Linked DNA regions of Homo sapiens: region 2 is linked to region 1. Evidence: chromatin loops called from intact Hi-C (ENCODE). Cell type or tissue: upper lobe of right lung. All regions are shown on one strand. Links, peaks and the distances in the headings refer to the core of each region. The heading gives the core; the rest is flanking DNA.

Evidence for each region. Peaks named below come from ENCODE experiments on the same cell type or tissue, not always from the same donor. Only the 100,000 strongest peaks of a DNase experiment are listed, where the experiment ranks them.
Region 2: a loop joins it to region 1, with 4 times the contacts of the local background. A loop is called at or near these places in 39 of 110 quality-filtered maps.

The regions. Positions count from the first base shown.
Region 1 is chr1:112,719,583-112,729,661 of GRCh38, reverse strand. TAFA3 (TAFA chemokine like family member 3) reads right to left here. Exons shown (of 6, transcript NM_182759.3): 2 at 9,028-9,085; 3 at 7,314-7,429; 4 at 6,497-6,646; 5 at 5,525-5,649; 6 at 2,427-3,033. The coding sequence starts at 7,428. The coding sequence ends at 3,022. Among named protein-coding and RNA genes, the nearest start is that of TAFA3, 5.7 kb to the right of the region's middle. RefSeq lists a silencer at 5,614-5,818. In upper lobe of right lung, for the core only: no CTCF peak of the experiment used is centred there; a DNase peak (open chromatin) is centred at 6,263; H3K4me3 peaks cover 443 bases.
Region 2 is chr1:112,869,415-112,879,493 of GRCh38, reverse strand. It overlaps LINC01357 (long intergenic non-protein coding RNA 1357), which reads right to left. Exons shown (of 2, transcript NR_189282.1): 2 at 1,623-1,764. Among named protein-coding and RNA genes, the nearest start is that of MIR11399, 7.6 kb to the left of the region's middle. RefSeq lists an enhancer at 642-1,239 and a silencer at 9,853-10,079. In upper lobe of right lung, for the core only: no CTCF peak of the experiment used is centred there; no DNase peak of the experiment used is centred there.

The DNA.
Region 1 (10,079 bases), core at 2,080-10,079:
ATTTTAAAACAAAATGAAACAAACAAACAAACAAAAAATCAACAATAAAAACAAAGAGTATGCAACAGAGACTGTATGTGAGCTGCCAAGCTTGAAATATTTACTATCTGGCCTTTTCCAGAAAATGTTTGCCAATCCCTTAATCCATCCCCACCCTCCATCCTCCAACCTTAAAGGAGGTAATGACGATCTTCTTCTTTTTTTTTTTCTGTCTAGCCACTATTTTATTTTATTTATTTATTTATTTATTTTAGTATTTATTGATCATTCTTGGGTGTTTCTCGGAGAGGGGGATGTGGCAGGGTCATAGGAAAATAGTGGAGAGAAGGTCAGCAGATAAACATGTGAACAAAGGTCTCTGGTTTTCCTAGGCAGAGGTCCCTGCGGCTTTCCTTCTGCAGTGTTTGTGTCCCTGGGTACTTAAGATTAGGGAGTTGTGATGACTCTTAAAAGAGCATGCTGCCTTCAAGCATCTGTTTAACAAAGCACATCTTGCACCGCCCTTAATCCATTTAACCCTGAGTTGACACAGCACATGTTTCAGAGAGCACAGGGTTGGGGGTAAGGTTATAGATTAACAGCATCCCAAGGCAGAAGAATTTTACTTAGTACAGAACAAAATGGAGTCTCCTATGTCTACTTCTTTCTACACAGACACAGTAACAATCTGACCTCTCTTTCTTTTCCCAACATTTCCCCCTTTTCTTTTCGACAAAACCGCCATCGTCATCATGGCCTGTTCTCGATGGTCACTGTCTCTTCGGAGCTGTTGGGTACACCTGCAGAAAGGCTGTCACTTCACACTTGGAAGATTGCACAGCGGCCAGGCAGAGGCGCTCCTCACTTCCTAGACGGGGCGGCGGCCGGGCAGAGGCGCTCCTCACTTCCCAGATGGGGTGGCGGCCAGGCAGAGGCTGTAATCTTAGCACTTTGGGAGGCCAAGCCAGGCGGCTGGGAGGTGAAGGTTGTAGCGAGCCGAGATCACGCCACTGCACTCCAGCCTGGGCAACATTGAGCACTGAGTGAGCGAGACTCCGTCTGCAATCCCAGCACCTCGGGAGGCCAAGGCGGGCAGATCACTCGAGGTCAGGAGCTGGAGACTAGCCCAGTCAACACGGCGAAACCCCGTCTCCACCAAAAATACAAAAACCAGTCAGGTGTGGCGGCGCGTGCCTGCAATCCCAGGCACTCGGCAGGCCAATCACGGGAGTCCGAGGCAGGGAGGTTGCAGCGAGCTGAGATCATGGCAGGAGAGGGAAGAGGGAAGAGGGAAGAGGGGAGAGGGGAGAGGGGAGAGGGGAGAGGGGAGAGGGGAGAGGGGAGAGGGGACGATCTTTGACCAACTCCCTACCTACCCCACCCCATGAGCCCACCATCGGCAGAGATTCTGAGTTGTGAGTTCTGATATTTACACTCTAGTAAGAAGCTGGCACCATTGTTCACCCCATTGTCAAAAACAAGAAAATAAACTGGAGTAGGGCAAGAAAAGGGGAATATCAGTCTTGGTTCTACTGAGCAGGGAGGGAGGGAGAAGCTGAGACTCAGCCACAAACTATCATCTGATTTGTCTTTCTGAGGGTCAGAATTCAGCATCGTCCAGGTGGGTCTCTACTGACACCCCCCTCCCTAAGGCCTTGGTGATCTCAACACCCACAGTCTCAGAGGCTGCAATTCTCTTACTGATGAGATATCTAAGTAGCCCATGCCTCTGAGTCCCTGAAGCCTATGTGTCATCCCTGAGCCATCTAGTGTCAGCCTGACTGCACTGACCTTTAATTCTAAACGGAGGCTCTAGCCTTCCACCCCTGCTGCCCAGCAGGGGCCTTTGAAAAGAGAAGACTCTAACCAGTTCTACATCCCACCCAGAATTTCTCCTGGAGCCAGACCTTCTGAGAATCATAGCCCAAAGACCCCAGAAGAGATGGGTCAGAGTGGGCAATGGAGATGCCAGCTGAGCCCCAGCTGTAACTGAGTTGAGTGACCTCTGGGTGTCATAAGGCCTGCTTGAAATTTGGAGGATGAGAGTAGAGTGGAGACCAGATGGTCCCACATCCCGGTGTGTGGATATTCTGGATTATTTCAGACAGGAGAACAGTGACCTTAGTAAAAGTCTCTGCTCTAGCATCTCCCAAGAAAAATGTTGCTGCTGTCCAGCCTGTACTTTGCTGGTTCCAGTAACTTGACATAAAATTAACATGGGAGGCCTACGTTGGAATCCTATTATTCAGGCTAGTGGAAAGTCATCAGTCTTAGAGGTCTGGGAGCCCAGGCTATGAGATCTTGGGCAAACTGCCTCACCTCTCTGGAGCTGCTTCCTCATCTGTTAAAATAAGCAAACAAACAAAAACCTGAGGTGCTTGGATGGAGATGATTTTAAAGTCCTGTCCATCCCATACCCAATGAATGGCCCATACCTGTGCCAAAGATTTGGGAAGTTATTTGGCTTTATTTTTACTTTCCTTCCGCAAGTCAATCCAATCCCATCCAAATGAGATACTGCTGGTCTGGCATAAGGGGAGAGTGTTTTCCTGCAACATGTTAACAGCTTGCTGGGGATTCAGAACTGATGCGAAAGAGGGAGGTGGTGGGTGCTGAATGTGACCTCTTGTTTCTATGCCCTGTGGCCACAGGGTATCTGAAGAACTGTGGGAATCTCATTCCCAAACCCCCATCATGCCATAGCATGTGGCCCAGAAGCCGCAGTCTGGTATCAAGTACTTTAACCTAAATTATCTAAATTGTCTGTCATCAACTCTCCAATTCAACTGGACATTCCTTAAGGGCAGGAATTGTGTGTTGACCTTCGTGTCTCCAGAAAAGCCCAGCTCCACATTAGGTATGTGATTGCAGATCCATCCATATCTGCTGAGCAGCTTAACTGAAATGCCCCGGAAAGACTGATGCTGCATTTGACATGAGGCATGTAAGTGAATCCCCATCTTTCCTGGCTGATGACTGGATACCATTCTTCAGTTCACGGCTCAGTCAAGCCTTTCTTGTCCAGGCCGTGACCCCCAAGAGCTATCGTGTGACCTGGTGAAGAAGCGAGAGGGTAAGGTTAGAGAAGGGAATGCCTATTCCATTCCAGCATGCCAGAGACTACCCAGAATATGCAGGTCACTTAGAGGACATTGCTGCCAATCCTCTCACCCTAAAGCAGGCCGGAATGGGAAAGCATGGCCTGGTGACCCATGCAAACATACGTCAGACAAGCCTCCCCACTGTTTGCTTCAGAGTAGCTACCCAAATTGCAAGCACTTCCTTACAGGCCACAAACCCAAACCTATAACATGGTGACAAATGTCACAAGCTCTGTAGTGGGTCTCATTCTCTTCTGATCTTAAATATACTCAGAATGGCTGTCCCTCATCCCTGCCTCCGGATAGAGAGAGGATGCTCTACTTTAGAGCCAAACTTTTTCTTGCTGTAGCTCCTTTTGTTGTGTGCTCTGTGAAAATGGTTGCTCTCTTCAGAAGCCAAAGGCTGCCTTTCCTTCTCTATTTTTTTTTCTTTTTTTCTTTTTTTGAGATGGAGTCTCACTCTGTCGCCCAGACTGGAGTGCAGTGGCATGATCTCTGCTTACCGCAACTTCTGCCTCCTAGGTTCAAGCAATTCTCCTGCCTCAGCCTCCCAAGTAGCTGGGATTACAGGCGTGTGCCATTATGCCCAGCTAATTTTTGTATTTTTAGTAGAGACGGGTTTTCACCATGTTGACCAGGTTGGTCTTGAACTCCTGACCTCTTGATTCACCCACCTCTGTCTCCCAAAGTGCTGGGATTACAGGCATGAGCCACCGCACCCAGCCCTCCTTCTCTATTTTCTTATGTGTTTGCTTGTTTGCTGTGTGTGGTGGGAGGGAAGGAAAGCCAAAGGCAGAACCCTGGCTTGCCCTGCAGTGTCACTCTTCTGTACCAATGGTGACGGCAGAGCAATGCGGCTGATTAGCCATGACACACATGGAGCTGCTAACGAGTTTGATAAAAAATTTAATTACCCCTTGTTCTGTGGAGCAGGCAGCAAACCATGAAAATAATAATCCTCTTGGGTGCTGTGACAGTGGACAGAGAAATCTGACTAGAGGAGGGTAGGTATGAACTGTAGGGAGTCAACAACAGTGGGAATGGGGTGGGGGTGGGGGATGGTCACGGCAGAGGTGAGTGACAGAGTGACTACTGTACCTGGAGCTCAGGTAGAAGTAGCAATTCCTCCCTCAATTATCTTATAATTTTTCCCATTCTCGACTATGTTTTTTTTTTTTTTTTTTTTAATATTTCAACTTTTATTTTAGATTCAGGGATTACATGTGCAGGTTTGTTACATGAGTATATTGCATGACACTGAGGTTTGGAGTGCCATTGATCTCATTACCCATGTAGTAAGCATAGGACCCAATAGGTAGTTTTTCAGCCCTTGCTCCCCTCCCTCTCTCACTGCTCTGGTAGTCACCATCGTCCACTGTTCCCATCTTTATGTCCATGTGTACCCAATGTTTAGCTCTCAGAAGTGAGAACATGTGGTATTTGATTTTCCGTTGCCATGCTAAGTCCCTTAGGATCATGGCCTTCAGCTGCAACCAGGGTGTTACAGAAAACATTATTTTTTTTATGGCTGTGTAGTATTCTATGGTATATAAGTGCCACATTTTCTTTATCCTATTCAATGTTGATTGGCACCTAGACTGATTATATGCCCTTGCTATTATGAATACTGCTTTGATGAACATACAAGTGCATGTGTCTTTTTGGCAAAATGATTTATTTTCCTTTGGGTATATACCAGTAATAGGATGGCTGGGTTGAATGGTAGTTCTGTTTTAAGCTCTTTTTTTTTTTTTTTTTTTTTTTTGCTGCTCTAATATGTTGTTTTTTTTTTTTTAAATTATACTTTACGTTTTAGGGTACATGTGCACATTGTGCAGGTTAGTTACATATGTATACATGTGCCATGCTGGTGCGCTGCACCCACTAACTCGTCATCTAGCATTAGGTATATCTCCCAATGCTACCCCTCCCCCCTCCCCCCACCCCACCACAGTCCCCAGAGTGTGATATTCCCCTTCCTGTGTCCATGTGATCTCATTGTTCAGTTCCCACCTATGAGTGAGAATATGCGGTGTTTGGTTTTTTGTTCTTGCGATAGTTTACTGAGAATGATGATTTCCAATTTCATCCATGTCCCTACAAAGGACATGAACTCATCATTTTTTATGGCTGCATAGTATTCCATGGACTATGTTTTTATAGGCCTGATATTTTCTGGAGGCAAACTAATTCCAGGCAGACAGGAGGAAACCAGCGTATATGGACATCAAGAATCTTCCCAGGACACACTGGATTTCAAGTCCTGACCCCCCTAACTCCAGTCCCCAGTGAGAACAGACCTGAGAGGACTGTCTGTGAATTTCATGGTTCACGATCTCACCTTGGGACACTGACATCCTAGACCTCCAAGGCTCCTGTGCCCCCTTTTCTGCCCTTGGTAGAGAGGGAAGGGGAGGGTGGGATGAGGTGCCCACCCAGGGTACCTTGGTGGTTTTGACTTTGTGTCCACTGCTGCAGCTCCATCCCGACAGGTCCGGGAGCACCTTACACTCCTCCCCCGGCAGGCAGGGCTCCATCTGACACCACCATCTCTGCAGGACGATGGAGGCTGTGGGAGCAGGAGGCGGAGTGCAGCTCTAGGGTCTCTACGAGCACAGTGGGCAGCCAAGAGCAGGTCTGCGAATGAGGTGCACGTTTCCACACACCCCTGGCCTTGAGCCATGCATTTCCCTTGTCTTTCCCCTACTCCAGGCTGCCCAGAGAGGCAGTACTCAGCCTGAGGCCTGGGGACGTAACCCTCTCAACTTTAATCCCACCGATCCCTGCATCTCCCCAGACAGTGACGGGTGAAGGCAGGCAAAAATGTCTCTAAGGTGACCATGTCACTAGCATCGATGCACAACCAGTATACTCCCTCTGTGGTGTGTGAGCAAGGGTGTGAGTCGTCTGGAGGGGTCTACAGACCAGGAGTGCATAGCTGGCATAGCTGGTATGCGCGTGACACAGTGGGCATGTGTATGGGGTGCCAAATGAGTGTTAGGGTAATGAGTGTGGGTGTGAAGGATCACACGTGTCCACATAGGAAAGTGTGAGAGAAGGGCTGAGAAGGAGAGGAGAGTAGGCTGAGACAGCCAGGGGAAGGAGCAGCAGGGGAAGGAGCTGGAGGAAGTGTGTGGGGAGAGGAGTGGGGCTGTGTGAGGGAACGCTCCTGTGTGTGCAACAGGCAGAGGGCACGTGAGTGTGGGAGGCTGTGCGCATAACAAGAGCTTTTCTCATCTATGACACAGGGATGGCCACGTCTGCCCTCTTCTCCCAGAGGGGGCCCCACCATTTGAGACTGCTCATGAAAGCCCTGAGACGGGTATGAAATTGTATCCCCAGCAGATGGCGAGGCCTGAACAGGCCTCCTTATGGCTCTGCTCAGGGCCCTGCCCGGGTCCTGGCCTCTCACTCACCGTCCACGCAGGAGGGCTTTGCCCGCGTGGTGCCGGCCACCTGGCCAGAAAAACAGGAGCATTTCACCGTCTGGGAGCGCTCCTCGATGCGGTTCCGGTTGCAGCAGCGGTGAGCCGCAATCACCTCGCAGGTGCCCTGCTGCACAAGCACTGAGGGGAGCCGCCCAGGATCAGACGCCCAACACGCCCGACCCCGCTCCCTCCCGCCCACCCGGGCTGGCCTCCAGCCCCTCCTCCCTGCTGCAGGGAGGGCTATGGAAGAGACTGCCAGTGGCAGGGGAGGAGGAAGTGGATGAAATCTTCCCGCCGCTTCACAGAGCTCCTATTCTTCCTCCCTCCCCTGTGAGGCCTGTGCTCTTCACCCTTTGGCAGAGCACGGCCCCTGGGCAGAAGACAGAGTCCCGCACCAGCCCCGCCTCCCCAGCTTCCTCAGGGTGAGGGCAAGGGCCCCAGGGCTTACAATGCGTGGGGAGGATCATCCGCTTACACAGGCTTTAGCCATCCCAGAAGGAAAACCATAGAATTAGGCCAGGAGGCTAGAGATAAGCCCTCACCCGAGGGCCTCTCTCACTACAGAACACCTTCCAGCCTGGAAGGAGAGGTGAGCAAAGGGTCTGCCCAGACCTTCTCTGGGGCGGGACAGCTGGGGTGGGCAGAGATTCCTGGGTAAAGAGCAGAGGAGGAGCCGGAACCCCTAGAATCTCTGGATTTTACTCTGCCTGGGAGACCTGCCTGCTATGGAACACGGTGGAGTGGTGTCCAGCTCCCCAGGTGTCCTGGGAAACTCCCTCCCCGGGCCCTGCCACCTCCTCCAAACCTGTGGCAGTGGGAGGCTGCAAGGCAGCCAAGGTCAGGTGGGTCCACAGCCAGGCCAGGCACAGTGCCAGCAGCCAGCCGCCCGTGCTCCAGTTCCGCTCGACCCTCTCACTCATCCTGCGGAGAGAAGCACACATTCTGCTCAGCTCCAGGCAGAAGCTCCCCTGTGCACCTGGGCACCTTCTCTGTGCCACACACTCTGGGAGGCACAAAGATGGGGAGGAGGCACACCTTGTCCCCAGGCATCTTTCGACCTGGCACAGAGTCATGCAGGCAGTAGTGAGTGCTGCAGGAAGAAAAGGAGAGCCTTTGGAGGAGACAACATTTAAGAGGCATCTTGGAGGATGAACTAGCTATGGGCCCATGGAGGGTCGTGACATGGGAGGGACAATAATACTGACTCCTACTCTTTGAGTGCTTGGTTCCAGCACTTCACATGCACACTCTTGAATTCTTCACAACTGTCCTACAAAGCAACATTATTATTACCTGTTTTACAGATGAGAAAACCAAAGCTCAAAAAGCTAGGACATAACCTAAACAACCATCAGTAAAAGACTGGCTGAATACATCGTAAAGAGTCTGTACAAATGCAGTCCCATCCAGATAGCTGTAAAAAAACCAATGGGGAATTGCTTTATGTCCTGACACATGCAGTGATCTCCAGTGATAATCCACTGTTAAGGGGGAAAAAAAGCAAAGTGTAGAATGGTGTGTATACGATGTGTATAAGGCAGGCCAGGAGTGGTGGTTCATGCCTCTAATTCCAGCACTTTGGGAGGCCAAGGCAGGAGGATCACTTGAGGCCAGAAGTTCGAGACCAGCCTAGGCAACATAGCAAGACCCCATCTCTACAAAAAATTAAAAAATTAGTCAGGCATGGTGGTGCACACCTATAGTCCCAGCTACTCCAGAGGCTGAGGTGAGAGGATCAGGAGTTTGAGGCTGCAGTGATCTATGACTGTGCTACTGCACTCCAGCCTGGGCAACAGAGTGAGACCCTAGCTCAAAAATAAATAAAATAAAATGTGTATAAAGGAAGGATTATCTATGTTGCTCAGATATGCATAAACTAGCTTTGAAAAATATATTTTAAAACTAGTAATATTGTTTGCCATCCAAAAGGGAAACTGGTTGGTTGGGAGATGGAGGTAGAAGAGAGACTTTTTCTCCTGATTTATTTCTTGCTTTTTGAGCTGCCAACCACGGGAATGCAGTAGCACTTCAATTTAAACAGAATTTAAATTTAAAAAGGAAGAGGTGAAACCGAGGCTAACAGAAGTCAAATGACTTGCCCAAGGCCAGGCAGCATGTGGGTGGAAGAGTTCAGAGCCTAGAAGCCTGCCCTCTGCCCACTGCACCACCTTGCCTCTGTTCTCTTCCCCTTTCCTTTTCCTCTTTCATCGTTGATGGTTTGGGCCTCCCAAAGCTACCCTGAAGGGTAGGCTGGAAATGGAGGGAATCCTAAGGAAGCAAGAGGCACAGAGTAGCTAGGAGCTGCCCAGCCATTGAAGGGAGCAGGAGAAGTCCCAGGATGCAGCAAGGCCAAAAGCTCAGGGGTGAGCCTGGACCACTGCTGGGCCCCCACAAGTGCCAGTGCAGCTTTGGGAATACCAGAGGCCAAACCAACTGCTAGGACCCAGTTGCTCCTCAGATAGGGTACTTGATCTCTGTCCACCCCCGCTACTCCCCATCTTCAATGTCTCCCCACTTACCTTTTTGGGGATCTTTCAGTTTCTGTCTGTTCATCTGCTGTCCTCAGACTCACTCCACCTGGACAAGTAGGAAAGATTCATAGGGGGTTGCAAAGGATAGAGGGAGCCGATGGCTCTGCAGGGGGTGAAGGAGAACCTGGGAGAGGGCAAGGGGGTGGGCTGGGCACTGAAGTTCAGCCCAATTCTGAAGCTGTTCTCAGGTGCCAGGGCAGGGACAGTCTCTTCTGGCCTGGGAATCTGGAGGGGCTCTTGCAGACTCTGGGATCACACAGGGTGGTGAGCCTGAGAAGGGTGGCCTGAGGGAGTTTCTCTATCCCAAGAGTGAAGCAGGGTGATGGTAGGGAGGGGTCTAAGAATCACAGCTGTCATCTCTCTGGCCTTGGGAGGGAGCTGAGGGTCAAGGAAGGAGCAGAACCTGACAGATTCCTGCTGGAAGAGGCACGTGGGAGATACCTGAGGCCCTGATCCTCTTTGCTTCCACCTCCTACCCACTATGGCACCTGCTTCCTGGACTCACATGGAGCTGGCTTGGCTTAGCATCCCTTGCCCCCATTCCCACACCAGAGGGCTGGAATGGGGACACTCCAGGTCCCTGAGCCTTTGAAGGCCACAGCCTCCAATAGCTTTCCATTTCTCCCTAAGAACCTCTCTTCCCTCACCTCTCTAAAGGGAGGCAGAACTGAAACATATAGGATGGTGGGGCCCCGGAAGGACAGAGACCCCTGAGTCCTAGCTCCTAGGAGCGAGAGCATAAGGGGAATCTGGAGGAACACAGAGAAGAGGTGCCAGTTCCCAGGGGATGGGTGTGCTCCCTGGGCTGAGCTTCCCACTCTTCTAGATGTGCCTCTTTCCTGAGTAGAGATCTCTTCTCCCTGCCCTCCAGGAACCCTCCTTTTGACCATCACAAATGCAGCTTTGTCTTCTCTCAGGTGATCCTATTTCCCTCTGAGCTGCAACATCCTCCAATCCAACTCAGGCATCTCTCCTAGGAACCCCAAGGCCCAAAAGACCTTGGTGGGGTGGGGAGCAGAGGGGTGGGGGTGTTCATTTGG
Region 2 (10,079 bases), core at 1-8,000, 150 kb before region 1:
CACATTCGAAGTTCTGCAGCGCTCCGTGAATGATGGAGCCATTGGGACATAGTAGGACAGTCACCCAGTGGCCTGGACACTCCTCTTCTGATTGCAGCCTGGTCATACCAGACATTTCTAGATACTTTCTGAGGCATCTCCAGCCTAATCTTGACCCTGTGGCCTCCCTTCCAGTAGCCCAAGCCCCCAAGCTGGGTTGTGCTACGTTGGAGCTGTGATGCCTCCTGGCTGGAAGGAGAGGCTGCTGATTTGCTTGGGAATTATTCCAGGGGTTCTGAAGCTTCAGGATATGAAAATCAGGAATTGTTGAAACACAGATACAGCCCTTCCTAGAGGTTATAGTTTCCTGCCCTGTCTGGAACTAACAGACTAACAGGGGAGACAGAATTAATAGTAAATTCACACATCTGGGGAATGCCCCAAAGGACCAGGAGAGGATGCAAGGGTGAGGGAGAGGGGATATTGGATAGGCCATCCTGCCCTGCTCTGAGAGGCTGGGTGGGCAGGAGTTAGGGGGTGGCTCTGCACTGAAGGAAGGAAAGTCTGAGTTCACCAGGCAAAGAAGGTGCCCAGGGAAGGGCTCCTGAGAAGGCTGAGAAGCAGGAAGGAGCCCTCCCTTAGCTCTCAGAATAAAGGTCCCACTTCCCTCTATGCCTGGCATAAAGTCTGGGGAGGTGAGTGAGGCGCAGCCCAGTTGTAGGATTGAACCCTGGGTGAGGAATCAAGTCCTGGGGGCCAGTCAGAGGTGTATTATAACCTGTGCGACTTGGCTTTCTAACGGCCAAATGGGGTTTCAGACTCACAAACTCCAACTTCTGCAGCCCTGAGAGATGGTGCCACCCTCTCAACTTGCAGGTAAGGACATGAAGGCCAGCAGAGAGCCACTGCACGACAGCAGAGCTCAGGACCCCTCTCCTGGTCTGTCGGCTGTGTTGGGCTCCTGCATCCCCAGAGGTTTCAGGGACTTCACGGGGTGGCAGGAGAACTGAGAGATAAGTAAATGACGCAGCGGTCATGGGAAGCAGAGAACGTCTCACAGCAGTGCGAGCTTTGTCTCCCTCTGGCGTGGTGGTGGCTGGGAGGTGGTGAGAGGGTCTGGGTCTCAGATCACCAGCTGTGACACAAGCCCTGTGAGCTTGGGCAAGTAAAAGGCTGCATTTGTAGAAAAGAAACTCTTTTGATTCCATTGTGAAAATGGTTTCCCTTTCTTTGGTTAGAACCCAGCCAGATTTAATTTCCAGGAGCCAGAGCCAAAGAGAAAATCATTCAGGGCAGAGATAACTCTTCTCTAAGACGTCTAGCCTTGGGCAGAGACAGGAGAGAAATACAGACTTCCAAGCCAAGGCCCAGGCATATTTAAAATATTAATATTTTAAAAGGTCTGGATTTAGGATAGAAGCAAAGAAGGGCTAAATAATTCAGAAAGCAAATTGAGGAGCAGCTGTTGCTGATGCTAACTGAGGTTCTTGCCTGGCTGGTTTCAGAGCAGCATCCTCAGCCTCCTGGGAGAAAGAGCACAAGTTGTCATGATGGGGGAAGACAAAGGCTGGAGGGAACACAAAGCCAGCCTTAAGTGCAGCCCGACTGGCTTTGTTTCTCAAGACACTCATATTACTAGCAGCTTAAAACAACAAACATTTATTATTTCACACAGTGGCTGATGGTCAGGTATCTGGGTTCTAAGTTGCTGGGTTTTCTGGCTCAGAGTCTCTCATGAGGTTTCAATCAAGATGTCTTTCGGGGCCATTGAAGGTTTGATTGAGCCTAAAGAATCAAAGACAGACATGCTGTTACATAATAAGCCAAAGTTATATTAACTCTATATTGGCCCTATATTTTTTATTGCTTCACAGCAGACTGGTATCATTGCCTCAAAAGTTTACCAGTGCCAAGCTCAAATTTTTTATACACCCAATTGCTTTAAATATAGTCTAAATAAACAGATCGTTAGTCATTGACAGCCTTCCGGTTTTGCATACCCCACAAAACAGAATCCCACATTTACTAGCCACAGATACAATAAACTCTGGTGCTATAAAAGGCCCCAGTTGCCGGGCATGGTGGCTCACAACTGTAATCCCAGCACTTTGGGAGGCTGAGGCTGGTGGATCATGAGGTTAGGAGATCGAGACCATCCTGGCTAACACGGTGAAACCCCGTCTCTACTAAAAATACAAAAAATTAGCCGGATGTGGTGGCACGCACCTGTAGTCCCAGCTACTCAGGAGGCTGAGGCAGGAGAATGGCATGAACCTGGGAGACGGAGCTTGCAGTGAGCAAAGATCACGCCACTGCACTCCAGCCTGGGCCATAGAGGGAAACTCTGTCTCAAAAAAAAAAAAAAAAAAAAGCACCAGCCATAGCTGCCCTTTGGATCTCTCTGACTCTGAGACTCCACACCCTACTACTGAGGGCATCATCTAGACATCTAAGGATCCGCTCCAATCTCCGTGTCCCCCAGAATCTCCCCCACCCTCCTTCTCTTCTAGCTGGTGGCCTCAGTCATTACCTGCGGAAGGTCTCATGCTGTGAAAAGCTTCCTCAGCAGGCAACCCTGTCAAAACACGGCCCAAATAAAGCTTGTTGTATGTTATTACCACCTCATAGCCATATCTTTTTCTTTTTTTTTAATTTTTATTTTAGGTTTGGGGGTACACGTGAAGGTTTGTTACACAGATAAACGAGTGTCACAGGGGTTTGTTGTACATACTATTATTATATATCACCCAGGTATTAACCCCCAGTACTCAATAGTTATCTTTTCTGCTGTTCTTCTCCTTCCCAACCTCCCTCCTCAATAGACACCAGTGACTGTTGTTTCCTTGTGTTCATAAGTTCTCATCATTTAGTTCCCACTTACAGGTGAGAACATGCAGTATTTGGTTTTCTGTTCCTGCATAATTTTGCCAAGAATGATAGCCTCCAGCTCCATTCATATTCTGGCAAAAAAATCTTGTTCTTTTTTATGGCTGCATGGTATTCCATGGTGCACATGTACCACATTTTCTTTATCCAGTCTGTCACTGGTGAGCATTTAGGTTGATTCCATGTCTTTGCTATTGTGAGTAGTGCTGCAATGAACATTCACATGCATGTGTCTTTATGGTAGAACGCTTTATCTCCCTCTTGGTATATACCCAGTAATGAGATTGCTGGGTCGAATGATAGTTTTGCTTTTAGCTCTTTGAGGAATTGCCACACTGCTTTCCACAATGGTTGAACTAATTTACACTCCTACCAACATCATAACATCATATAAGGCTTCCCTATTCTCCATACAATCTCGCCAGCATGTGTTATTTTTTGACTTTTTTCTTTTCTTTTCTTTTCTTTTTTTTTTGAGACAGAGTCTCCCTCTGTTGCCCAGGCTGAGTGCAATGGCGTGATTTCGGCTCACCGCAACCTCTCCTCCCAGGTTTAAGCAATTCTCCTGCCTCAGCCTCCTGAGTAGCTGAGATTCCAGGCGTGTGCCACCACACCCGGCTAATTTTTGTATTTTCAGTAGAGTCGGTGTTTCACCATGTTGGTCAGGCTAATCTCAAACTCTTGACCTCGTGATCCACCCACTCAGCCTCCCAAAGTGCTGGGATTACGGGTGTGAGCCACCGTGCCTGGCCATTTTTTGACTTTTCAATAATAGCCATTATGACTGGTGTGAGGTGGTATTTCATTGTGGTTTTGATTTGCATTTCTCTAGTGATCAGTGATATCGAGCTTTTCTTTTCTTTCTTTTTTTCCTTTTTCTTTCTCTCTTTCTTTTCTTTTTTTTTTTTTTTTTTTTGAGACAGATTCTTGTTCTGTAGCCCAGGCTGGAGTGCAGTGGCGCTATCTCGGCTCACTGCAACCTCTACTTCCCAGGTTCAAGCTATTCTCATGCCTCAGCCTCCTGAGTAGCTGGGACTACAGGTGCCTGCCACCATGCCTGGCTAATTTTTTTGTGTTTTTAGCAGAGACGGGGTTTCACCATGTTGGTCAGGCTGGTCTCGAACTCCTGACCTCATGATCTGCCCACCTTGGCCTCCCAAAGTGCTGGGATTACAGGCATGAGCCCCCGTGCTCCTGGAATTCACTACACATGGCTACTTGCTGGAGGCCTCAATTCCTCACAGAAAGGGCCTCTCCACAGGGCTGCCTGAGTATTCTCAGAGCAGTTGGCTTCTCCCAGAGTAAGAAATCCAAGAGAGTATCACCAAGATGGAAGCCACAGTGCTGTTTTATGACTGTCTCTCTCTCTTTCTCTCTCTCTCTCTCTCTCACACACACACACACACACACACAGAGCATCACTTCCATTTTATTCTATTTGTAAGAAGTGAGTCACTAAATCCAATCAACCCTTGAGGGGAACTAGGCTCTAGGCTCTAAATTTTTTTTTTTTTTTTTTTTGGAGACAGGGTCTTGCTCTGTTGCCCAGGCTAGAGTGCAGTGGCATGATCTCAGCTCACTGCAACCTCTGCCTCCTGGGTTCAAGCTATTCTCCTGGCTCAGCCTCTTGCATAGCTGAGACTATGGGTGCCCGCCACCATGCCCAGCTAATTTTTATATTTTTAGTGGAGAGGGGGTTTCACCATGTTGCCCAGGCTGGTCTCAAACTCCTGATCTCAGGTGATCCACCCACCTCGGCCTCCCATAAGTGCTAGGATTACAGGTGTGAGCCACCGCACCCAGCCTAGGCTCTACCTTTTTGAGCCTCCACCTCTTTTTTTCTTTGTTTTTTTGAGACGGAGTTTCACTCTTGTTGCCCAGGCTGGAGTGCAATGGTGCAATCTCGACTTACTGCAACTTCCACCTCCTGGGTTTAAGTGATTCTCCTGCCTCCGCCTCCTGAGTAGCTGGAATTACAGACATGTGCCAACACGCCCGGATAATTTTGTATTTTTAGTAGAGACAGAGTTTCTCCATGTTGGTCAGGCTGGTCTTTAACTCCCGACCTCAGATGATCTGCCCGCCTTGGCCTCCCAAAGTGCTGGGATTACAGGCATGAGCCACCGTGCCCGGCCAAGGCTCCACCTCTTGAAGGGAGGAATATCAAAGAATTTGTGGGCATATTTTAAAAACCACCACAGCACTTTCACAGGCCTCCTCTCTCACCTCACCCCTCACCCCAGGGCCCTGTGAGGGAAGCAGGGCAGCTAAGGAAACTCAAGAGGCTGACACCCCTAGCCGTGCTCACATCACTGCCTTATGAGGCCTGGAGCCCAGGACCTCATGAGCCACCACAGCCCAGAGAGGAAGCCCTCCCCTCTGCTTGGCGTCATTCACTTTCACACCACTTTCTCTTCTCTCTTCCACCTTCTGGTTCTGAAGACAATCCTGTGAGGTACCTTAGTGATTACTGAACTTAAAGAAGCCAAAGGAGGCCTGGCTTCTTCTAGTCATGCTTTGGGACAGATGAGCTGTGTGATCTCAGGTAAGTCCCACCTCCTCTTGGGGCCTACTTTTCTTCTTCTGTAGAATGTTAAATGAGTAATTTTTTTTTTTTTTGAGAGGGGTCTTGCTCTGTCACCCAGACTGGAGTGCAGTGGCATGATCTTGGCTCACTGCAACCTCCGCGTCCTGGGCTCAGGTGATCCTCTCACCTCAGCCTCCTGAGTAGCTGGGACTAGAGGCTTGTGACACCACGTCTGGCTAATTTTTTTTTTTTTTGTACTTTTTGGTAGAGACAGGGTTTCACCATGTTGCCCAGGCTGGTCTCGAACTCCTGAGCTCGAGCGATCTGCCTGCCTTGGCCCCCCAAAGTGTTGGGATTATAGGCATGAACCACCACACCCGGCCACAAGATTAATATTTTAAAAGGATATACTGTTACACAGATATAAAATGCAAAACATTTAATTCATTAATTAATAAGGAAACCCTCATTAATATAATTTGAATATTATAGTCCATTTTAAAGAAAACTATCAAGTTTAGAGTCAGATAAAGAATGTTGAGATGCATTTACAAGTGGATGCAAAACTCGAAGAACTGAAAAAACTGGTCAATATTTATGTGTGATAAAGTATTATCTTTTCCCTAATCTTTGCAAGGTTCATGGCAGTGACCCCTATAACAAAAGACAGATCAGCAAGATAAAAACATACATCTTTATTTAACCAAAGTTTTATTTAACCAAAGTTTAAATTTTATTTAACACAGGAGCCTTCAGAAACAAAGACCCAAAAGAACTGAAAAATCTGTGTATTTTTATGGGCAGTCATGCAGAAGTATGATCAAAAGCCAAAAGTGTATTGCAGGAAAGTTTACACTTCCCCTCTGAAAGTTTGATAATAGCATCTGCTGAAATAAATGGACAACAGGCAGATTAACAGGAGAAAAGGCTGATGAATTCATTAATATGCAAGTGCAAGAGAGTTACACAAATGAGAGTCACACAAAGTAAACTCAAAGGGCCAGATAGCTGAAGCTTAAATGCCCTCTTCATAGCAGTAAGGGAGGTGGGGGCTCTAGGCAATTTTAGAGAAAGAGTAAACGATTCTTAGGGGGAATGAATGGGCCCAAAGAACAGGCAATATCGTGTCACAAAGTTCGTCTGGGCTCTGGGTTTGGTGTCAACTCCAGTCTCCTTTCCTGTGAGTTAATCTTCTCTGTTTAATGAGATTGTAGGGAGAGGGCCCAAGACAACTGCATTCCTTCTGAAGAAACTTCCCTTGGTCAGATAAGGGAACTTCAGAGAAAGCCTCTCCCTGTGTTCTGGGAAAGGCAGAGGAGTCAGAGACAGGAGCGGGAGGGAACTGGGGGAACTTAGCAAGGCCTGTTTGTTCAGATTCTTCTTGGCATCTCTGTGTCTTTATTCCTTTTCTCCAGATATAGAGAGAACCCCTCTGAAATGAGGGCCTTATGACCTACTTCAGGAGAAGTTCAATTCAGTTTTATGGCCTGCCTCAGGGGAGAACAGTGGGAGAACAGTGGGAGAAGGCCAGAGAAACCTCCCAGCTTCTCTTGTTTTCTCGAATGCCGAGGTGCCACATTTTGGAGTAGTATGTCGTGAACCCTATCATACCAAAGGAATAGAATCAACTGCATTTCACTGTACAATTGATGCAATTTGCATTTCTTTAGAAGGAAACTGTCTTACTACCAGATTTTTACAAGTCAACTGTTATCTCTACAGAGTGGTAAAATATCCTAATCAAAGAAAAGCTAGGGGCCGGGTGTGGTGGCTCACGCCTGTAATCCCAGCACTTTGGGAGGCCAAGGTGGGCAGATCACTCGAGGTCGGGAGTTTGATACCAGCCTAGCCAACATGGTGAAACCCCGTCTCTACTAAAAATACAAAAATTTGCTGGGCATGGTGGCAGGCGCCTGTAATCCCAGCTACTTGGGAGGCTGAGGCAGGAGAATCGCTTGAACTTGGGAGGCAGAGGTTGTGGTGAGCCGAGATCACGCCATTGCACTCCAGCCTGGGCGACAAGAGTGAGACTCCGTCTCAAAAAAAAAAAAAAAAAAAAAAAAAAAAAAGACAAACTAGGAAGAGATAAAGAAAGAGATAATCTAGAAGGATGAACTATTTAGGCCAGGACTCCTACTTAATTTCAAAGTTCCACAATTTTTTCTTACAAGGACAAAAGTGGGCATTCATCTCTAATCCTTTCTCATGCCAATACTCTGGTTCTAAACCCCACATCACAGATGGGAAAGTGGAGGCTCAGCTTGTGGTGGTGGTGTCCTGTGAGCTGTCTCCTTCCAGCAGCGCCCCCACCAGGGTTTGCCTCCTGCTTCTCCCCTTCCCTCAGCTCATCCCAGCACCATAAAAATGAAGCATCCTCTGTCCTTTCTGGACACCAGAGACACCTTTTGAGGAGAAGTGGGTTTTCTGGCTTTTTCTCTGTCCCTGGCCCAGAAGCAGGACACTTATCCATATTGACTTGAGTATCTAATAAGTAGCACGTAAGTCAGAACCAACCTAATTAACAAGGGCACTTGTGTTAATAAGCACCTTTCAATCCATGCAGGGAGCTAACACACTCAGAATACAAAGGGAAGAAAAGACATTATCTTGAAATGCCTGGGCTCCCACCTAGGCTGAGCCTCATGAAGTCATTATGGGTAATTATGGGCTATTACATGCTATCACCTTGGCAAGACAACTACCCTCAATTGCCTAGAGTCACAGGTCCCTCAAGTCCGGGAAGGTAAGGGCAACTTTCTGTTTTCAGTTCTTTTCCATCCTACCTCTTGTGAGCACCCCCACCAGCCCCTCCATGCCATCATTCAGGTTTCACCCTGTTTTGTTATCCTGTTTCCTTTTGCTACTGGGAACTCCAGAAGTCTCAAAGAGCTTTCCCAATTCTCCACTCAACTCACTTTGAGCCGGTTTCTCCTTTCCAGGGAGAGTTGAGGAGGCCTATGGGGCTTGAAATGGGGAGAAGAATGGGTCCCTGAGTTGGGTAGGGCTAGACAGGAAAAGCTACAGCTTGGCTGTAGCTGAATTACAGAGGATGGGGCAGCAGGGAAAGTGGGGTGGGGCTCAGAGAGAGAGAGAGAGAGAGAGAGATGGGAAAAGGAAAAACCAGAGAAACTGAGAGCTCAGGGCAAACATTTAAAGCTTTTGCAGATCTCCTTCTAAAGGGGGTAGACCGCGTGATGGCCTCTTCAAAACTCCAGTTCAGTAAGAGAAAGGACAAAAGTGTGGGCAACCATCTCTGATCCTGGCCAAATTCTTTATGGTAGATTAAACATGGTCACAAATTATTTGCTGCTTCTCAGAGGTGGGGTTCTGTTTCCTCAACCTTTGGATCTGGCCTGCTTTTGTAACTTGCTTTGACTAGTGGCATGTAGCAAAAGGGATGCTTTGACCAGTAGAATGTAGCAGAAGGGATGTGGCATGTGTTCCAGATGGAGTGCAGGATGCACTACCCTAAAATATGGTGCCTTGACATGTGAAATAATTCGGCTGGGCATGGTGGCTCACGCCTATAATCCCAGCACTTTGGGAGGCTGAGGCGGGTGGATCACCTGAGGTCGGGAGTTCAAGACCAGCCTGACCAACATGGAGAAACACCGTCTCTACTAAAAATACAAAATTAGCTGAGCGTGGTGGCGCATGCCGGTAATCCCAGCTACGCAGGAGGCTGAAGCAGGAGAACACTTGAACTCGGTAGACAGAGGTTGCGGTGAGCCAAGATCACACCATTGCACTCCAGCCTGGGCAACAAGAGTGAAACTCCATCTCAAAAAAAAAGAATTCAAGCTGAAGAACTGAATGGACAAACAGCATGTGCAGGGGTGATTGTGCTGGGTGTGTTGCCTGATATGCAGAAAGTCAATGCACCAAGACTCCAGGTTGCAGCAGAGAAAGAGGTTTAATTGTAAGGCCACCAAATGAGATGAGAAGAAACCTCAAAACCACCTCTTCAAAGAGTTTGGGTCTAGAGACCTTAAGGGGTTTGGACGAGTAGTGGGCCAAGGTGTCGATTGTTCAAAGAGTGAAGGGTGATGTCATAGGATGGAGGTGAAGAAACTGCATTTTTTTTTTTTTGAGACAGATTCTTGTTTGTCACCCAGGCTGGAGTGCAGTGACACGATCTTAGCTCACTGCAACCTCTGCCTCCTGGGTTCAAGCCGTTCTCCTGCCTCAGCCTCCCCAGTAGCTGGGATTACAAGTGCACACCACCACGCCCAGCTAATTTTTGTATTTTTAGGGGAGACGGGGTTTCACCATGTTGGCCAGGCTGGTATCGAACTCCTGACCTCATGATCTGCCCGCCTTGGCCTCCCAAAGTGTTGGGATTACAGGCGTGAGCTACCGCGCCCAGCTGAAGAAACTGCATTCTCAGACCGACTTGGTTCCTTGGTGTGGTCTTTGGACTCATTGGCGTTAGTTCTGAAAAACATCTCAAATGAAAAGTTGTAAGGCTCCTAAAGTCAAAGTTCCTATCTACAAGAACAATAAGTAAATTCATGGTTTATGTCCTGGCCTACATGGTCCATAAGAGGCTATAGGGAAATGAGTCATAGGACAACCTGACTAATGCTTAATCTATACTTTTATCTAAAGCCTGGCATGTAATTATTGTTAACACTATGGGGAAGGTTTAACAGGGAAGGTCTCTCTGACCTTCCCCTGACTTTCTCCC